Linked DNA regions of Homo sapiens: region 2 is linked to region 1. A link is a loop called in an ENCODE intact Hi-C map of the cell type or tissue named here. Cell type or tissue: sigmoid colon. All regions are shown on one strand. Each heading gives the region's core, and the rest is flanking DNA. Links, peaks and the distances in the headings are about the cores only.

Evidence for each region. A loop is a pair of places that touch in the nucleus more often than their neighbours do. Peaks named below come from ENCODE experiments on the same cell type or tissue, not always from the same donor. Only the 100,000 strongest peaks of a DNase experiment are listed, where the experiment ranks them.
Region 2: it touches region 1 in a loop (4-fold over the local background); 11 of 110 quality-filtered maps call a loop at or near these places.

What each region holds. Positions count from the first base shown.
Region 1 is chr2:96,949,886-96,952,784 of GRCh38, reverse strand. FAM178B (family with sequence similarity 178 member B) reads left to right here. Exons shown (of 17, transcript NM_001122646.3): 7 at 1,301-1,406. Among named protein-coding and RNA genes, the nearest start is that of FAM178B, 35 kb to the left of the region's middle. RefSeq lists enhancers at 1,482-2,121, 2,122-2,763. In sigmoid colon, for the core only: a CTCF peak has its summit at 1,428 (motif pointing right); DNase peaks (open chromatin) are centred at 1,434, 1,984, 2,272, 2,569 and 1 weaker place.
Region 2 is chr2:96,530,939-96,533,837 of GRCh38, reverse strand. LOC105373496 (a long non-coding RNA gene) reads left to right here and starts at 1,532. Exons shown (of 3, transcript NR_135564.1): 1 at 1,532-1,611. RefSeq lists enhancers at 1,489-1,538, 1,247-2,036, 2,037-2,828 and a silencer at 1,739-1,818. In sigmoid colon, for the core only: no CTCF peak of the experiment used is centred there; DNase peaks (open chromatin) are centred at 897, 1,577 and 2,227; H3K4me3 peaks cover 765 bases; H3K27ac peaks cover 2,329 bases.

The DNA of each region.
Region 1 (2,899 bases), core at 297-2,796:
TGGGACGTGGTCTAGAGAGAGCAAGCAAAGATGGTGGTCACAAAATGCGCAGGACGTAGGAGAATCCTACCCCAAACCCAGGCTCTCTGGGGATGACCAGGAGCTCAGGAACGGTGACAAAGTCCAGCCAACCCCCTATAAAATGACTTCTGAAGCACCTTCTACCAGAGGCCCTACAACCATATGAAACATTTCAACAACTCATTTTGCAAAGATCTGGAATCTTGTAGGTCAAGGTGATCTACCGGGTCAGTGGTCCCCAAGGCAGGGCTCATCTCCACACCAGCGCCGATTTTGAGAGCTCCTGTTAGGAGGAAGAGGCCCGAGGGGGTGGTGTGAATGGGCACACGGTCACAGCCACAGCCGCGTGGCTGGTCTGAGCACGCCCCCATCCCTGGAATCTGGGACACTTGCAGCTCACATGGTTTCTGAAGAATCCTCTATGGAACTCTTGTTTGGTATTTCCTTCCCAGAATGTCTTCATCCCGGGCCCCTTTCTGTTATTTTCCGGTCTTCTCAGGTGTCCCCTTTGTATCTGAAAAACATAAGGCAGAGCAGAAACGCCCTGTGTAACCAGATCGCGAGACGCTGGCCTCGTGGGGGTAATCGTGCCCGCCCCTTGCAGCTGGAGGAACCCGAGGCTAAGACACCCACTCCTGGCCTCACTCCTCACCTTTCCACACCCTTGGCAAATATTCCACTTTCCCCTGTGGTCAAATGGAAAGGGCAGACTGCACTGCCCCACCATGTTTTTTTGTTTGTTTGAGACGGAGTGTTGCCCTGTTGCCCAGGCTGGAGTGCAGTGGCATGATCTTGGCTCACTGCAACTTCCACCTCCCGGGTTCAAGCAATTCTCCTGCCTCAGCTTCCCGAGTAGCTGGGATTACAGGTACATGCCACCATGCCTGGCTAATTTTTGTATTTTTAGTAGAGACAGCGTTTCACCATGTTGGCCAGGCTGGTCTTGAACTCCTGACCTCGTGATCTACCCGCCTTTGCCTCCCAAAGTGCTGGGATTACAGGCGTGAGCCACTGCCTCCAGCCACCCGCCATGTGTTTTAAACACCATGAGGTGTGTTCACGCAACATTCAAGAAGAGCAGGTGATTCTGATGCTAGCCTGGGTTCTTTTCCTTCTGACAGATCATGCACTGAGGGCTTGAAAAGCACATTTGTCTCTAGCGTTACAGATATGCTTCCCAACAGCCAGTGAAGCTGGGTAGTGACAGCCTCCCGCGGTGTCACCGAGACAAGTGTGCTGGCACAGAGGCCTCCCCTAACCTCAGCCCTCTGCCTCCCAGCTCCCCGCCAGCCCAACAGCTCTCCTTCCTGCGCAGTGGCCTCCTGAACATCCTCTACCTGCACATGCCTGACTGCCCGGTATCCCTGCTCCAGTGGCTGTTCCAGGTGAGGACCGCAGGCCTGCCACTAGGTGGCGGGAGCGCTGCAGTCTGGTGGCCCGGCAGGCCCACAGGCTGAGGGGTGGGCACTTCACCTCTTCTTGCCTTAGGTGCTGCTTGGCTGGGCTCAGGCTGGGAGGAGGGAGGAGAGCTGATTGGGCATCGATCCCCACAATGGTGCTAAGAATGCCAAGGCCAGGGAGGTGCAGGGGGTTCGCCTGTGGTCTCCCAGAGCGGCGAGCGCTGGGAGCCTCTGCTTCCCCCGAAGGTGTGTGTCTCTGGGTGCTGCCTGTGCCCTCACGTGGCTTTCCTGAGGGACCTGGTGTACCCAGTGGACTTACGGTCTAACCTCTCAGTGAATCGGTCCAAGCCCCTCAACAAGTGCTTCCTATGCAACAAAGCTAATTTCTTCACCAGCGATCACAGGTCCCTCATCCCATACGCAGCGGGAGGGCCGTTCAGGGCCCACGGCAATCCTGCAGTGCCTGGTTTGGATCCCTCGTGAATTTGGAGCCGAGGGTGCTTGGGCGTTTGAGCGTGTGCTTCCTGTGTGCAGTTGTAGCTTGGCTGGGAAAACCTGGAACGGCTGCTCTGGCTGTGCTGTTTTTTCCCTCCTGGTTGCTGCTAGAGCGTTTTGCCATAGGGGAACATACATTTTGCCCAGGGCTTGACACCTTTGCACAGAGAGAGGCAGTGAGAAGCCAGCAGGGACAGGAGCCAACCGCTGTGATCTGAATGCCAGGCATAAGGATGCCGTCCTGGCCTTGGTCCCCACCCAGAATCGTCCCTGTCTGGGGACAGGTGGGTCACAAGTTCCAGCTGGTCCCATTCCTGCCAGTTGGAGCCTGGACCCCAGCTGTAAATCAGAGCCATCATGTGGGGCGGATTATTCCAGGAACTGCTTGGCCTCGGCAGGCTGGCTGCAGTCCAGAGAGAGCCCTCCAGCTCTCCCTTCGTGCTCTGGGTCCTTCACCTTGCTCCTCCTTACCCCGGAGGAGGAAGACATGCAGCTTCTGGGGCCCTGGTATGTAGCTGCTAACCTTGTCAGCCCCCAATCCCCCACCCAAGGCCCAGAAGGAGCAGTGGGTGAGTAATGGGGAACAGTGGGGCCATTATTCCCCACGCTGGCGGTGCAGCCCCTGCTCCTTGCACAGTGTGTGACGGAACACACAATCGAGCATTGGGAGGCACAAAGGACCCATCTGAGACGGCACCCACAGAGGGGCCCTGCGTCACCCTGACACTGGCGTGGAGTGCCTTCCCGGGGGCGTGTCGGTTTCTTCCAGGTTCAGAGACCCCCATCCTGGGAGGCACAGACGAGCCTTCCCCTGCCTCTTTCCCCGTCTCCATCATGCTGCGAGGGGGCTGGAGGGGAGAGGAGTGCAGGACCCAGCCCTGAGGTCAGACAGACAGACTTGGTGTGAGTTCTGGCCCTGCCACCTACTCCTGTGTCGCTACAGACAGGTTTCTTAGCATCAGCTCTGTGCCTCGGAGCCAGGC
Region 2 (2,899 bases), core at 241-2,740, 420 kb after region 1:
ATGAAGTGGGGAAGTATTTTTAACGCGGCCCCGCCCTGCTTGCCTAACTCCTCGTTCCCCGTGCTAGCTGTCCAGGAAAGGCCAGCTTCACAGCAGCATTTGCAACTCATGGAAAACAACAAATGCCCGAAATAGATGATACCCAAGCTCAGGAATGGAAAAAATTGGCTCATGGTTCAAATGCCTCTTTTAGAAAAAGACAAGAATAGCTTTTGGCCTTTGGGGAACTGCTGGGGGTGAAGGAGTGGGGAGGTGGTTGTGAGTCCCAGATCACCAAGGGCCAACTTCCTGCCTGAAAGAGCTTTGGCCACTGTACCCCAGGGCGCGTGTAAACCAGCTTCCCAAGCTTTGTCCACACTGGAAGCTGCATCTGCACCTGGCTCTAGGTTCCCTCCAACCTCCAGCCAATCTGGAAAGATTTCCTGTGTTGGGCCAGGGCTGGGCTGGTTTCCCCTCTCCACCCCACATCTCCCCAGTGTGTCCCAGCAGGGTAGAAACCCATGGTTCTGAACTTCCTGAGCCTGAAGGGTGGAAGCTGAATTCCCCTGGGGGAGGGGAACGGAGGGCAAGGAGAGAAAATTGGGGGTTTCATTCCCACTCAGACACAGCCCAGCTGTGTGGCCTTGGACACTTAACCTGTCAGGGCCTCAGGCCCCTCCCGTGGAAAGCAGGATAATGCTCCACTTATTCAGTCATCCACTCATCCAACATGTGTTGTGTGGTCCTACTATGTGCCAGCACTGAGCTAGACCTGGGATGTAGCCACAACCAGAAAGAAGTCCGTATCCTTGTGGAGCAGAAGATGTGGCCCTTGCCAACCTCACAGGCTACTAAGAATCAGTCCCCGCTCCAGCTACTCAGCCAAGGCCTTGTGCTGAAAGGGGTGAAAATGCCTTGGACCAGGGCGGACCCTAACACACACTGCACCATCTTGCATGGAGTATTTCTTTCAATGTCACTCTAGCCCTCTGAAGTGGGCGCTGTATCTATATCTATCCCCTTATTACAATTGAGAACCAGAGAGTAAGTGCTGGACAAGCCCACAGACTCGTCCACAGACAGGAAGGAGTAAGTTTGGGCTGGGTGAGGGCCAGGCCCTGGTAAGTCCCAGGGTCAGGGTAACTAAAGCTCTGTGTGAGTCTTGACTGGTGCTTAGCACAAAATGCACTGGACAAGAAATCTCTTAAAACCATTGGGTCTCTGTGACACTTTTACTTAAAATAAGGTCTCAACTGACACTTCCACTCTCTGTTGTATGTCAGGTGACCCTTCCATTTGACAGAAGAGTAAACCAAGGCATGTAGAGATTAAATGACCTCTGCCCAGCCACACCCTGCCCATCTCCCACCAAGATGAGGCGGGAGAGGGGCGAGGAGTTGGGCTGGGGATGGGGGCATGACTGGGGCCAGGACAGAACTCCATCTCCCAGGATACCATGCAAAGGGGGCGTGTAGGGGCTGGGCCTCCGCGTAGGCAGGGCTGTAATTTCTTGGTATTTAAAAAAAAAAAAAAAGGAGCAAAAGGAAAGAGAGAAAGAATCGAAGCCTCAAGCGTCACGTCTAGGAATAGCGCTGGAGTCGGGCCAAGTCATTAGAGACGATGAGTAATCTGGTTAAGTCATTTCTCTAAACACCATTCCTTGTAAGAGAATTAAAATATCAGCTTACATCAGAGGGGGAGAGGCAGGCTCCAGAGGCCCAGGCAGGAGCACGGCCAGGAAGGGGGCACGGCTGTTGCGCTCTGCCACTCAGCCCTGCCCCCGGCGGGGGCTGCATGCGGGGCCCTGCCAGCTGAGCCCTGGGCTTGCGGTGGGGGCTGGCATCCAGCTAGCAGGGGTAGGGGGAGCGGCCCGCCACACCTCCGTTTACCTCATTGTTCAGGGTGCTGGGAGAAGTTCGGGACTGCCTGCTCTTGGGAGAATCGTTGTCCCTCCTGGGGGCAGCTGTTTTGTTTTTTTTTTCTTCAGTGTCTCCCCTCCCTCCTAAGATGTTGAGTTGATATCTCGACAGCTTCAGGTCTACCGTTGGAGTAAAGGGCTGGGGATCGGCCTGGGGACACAGGGAATGGAAAGAGGGGTCCCCAAACCTCTGGAGAGGTGCCGATTTCCCCCTAGACTAACTGGAAAGTGGTGAGGGGTGATGCCTTAATTCCTATTTCCCCCTTTTCCCTTTAGTTGCCCTGTATTTGGAGAACGCAGGGCTGGGAATCTGCCAGACTTATGGAGGCGGTGGTGACTGCCAGCGCCACTTTCCGCATCCTGGGGGCAGGATTATGGTGACCTGGGGAGAGCTGCTGATCATGAAGCTGACCCTTGTGGGAGGCAGTGGTGCAAGTCTGTGGTCCCAGTGACTCCGGAGCTGAGGTGGGAGGGGGATCTCTTGAGCCAGGAGTTCAAGGCTACAGTGAGCTATGATCGCACCAGGGCACTGTAGCCTGGGCGACAGAGCGAGACCCCAACTTAAAAAAAAAAAAGATGCCCTCAGGCTCATTATAATGCCTACCCTCTGAGCCAGGACCCACAATGTGAATTGGGTCTCAGCTGTGAGCAGGACACAGACGTCATCTCACCCTCTGTAGCCCTAAAGAGGCCCGGAGACTTCCTAATGGCCTCCCAGCCATTCCTAGGCCGTGTGGAATCACTCAGGTTTATGGTGGCGGGCCCCAAACACTTGAGGCAGGCTCTCACCACATGCTGACTCCTGCAGCGACAGGCTAGGAGAGGTCCATGCCTCCCTGGGAGCTTCTCAGCCAGTCCAGAGAACAGAAACCTCCCCGGCTCTGGAGTCAGGTGGACTGGTTTGCAATCCGGGTACCCTCCCTTGCAGGTAGTATGACCTGGGATGGGTTATTCACTGTCTCCAACCCTTAGTTTTCCCGTGTGAAATGGCGTTAGCAATAC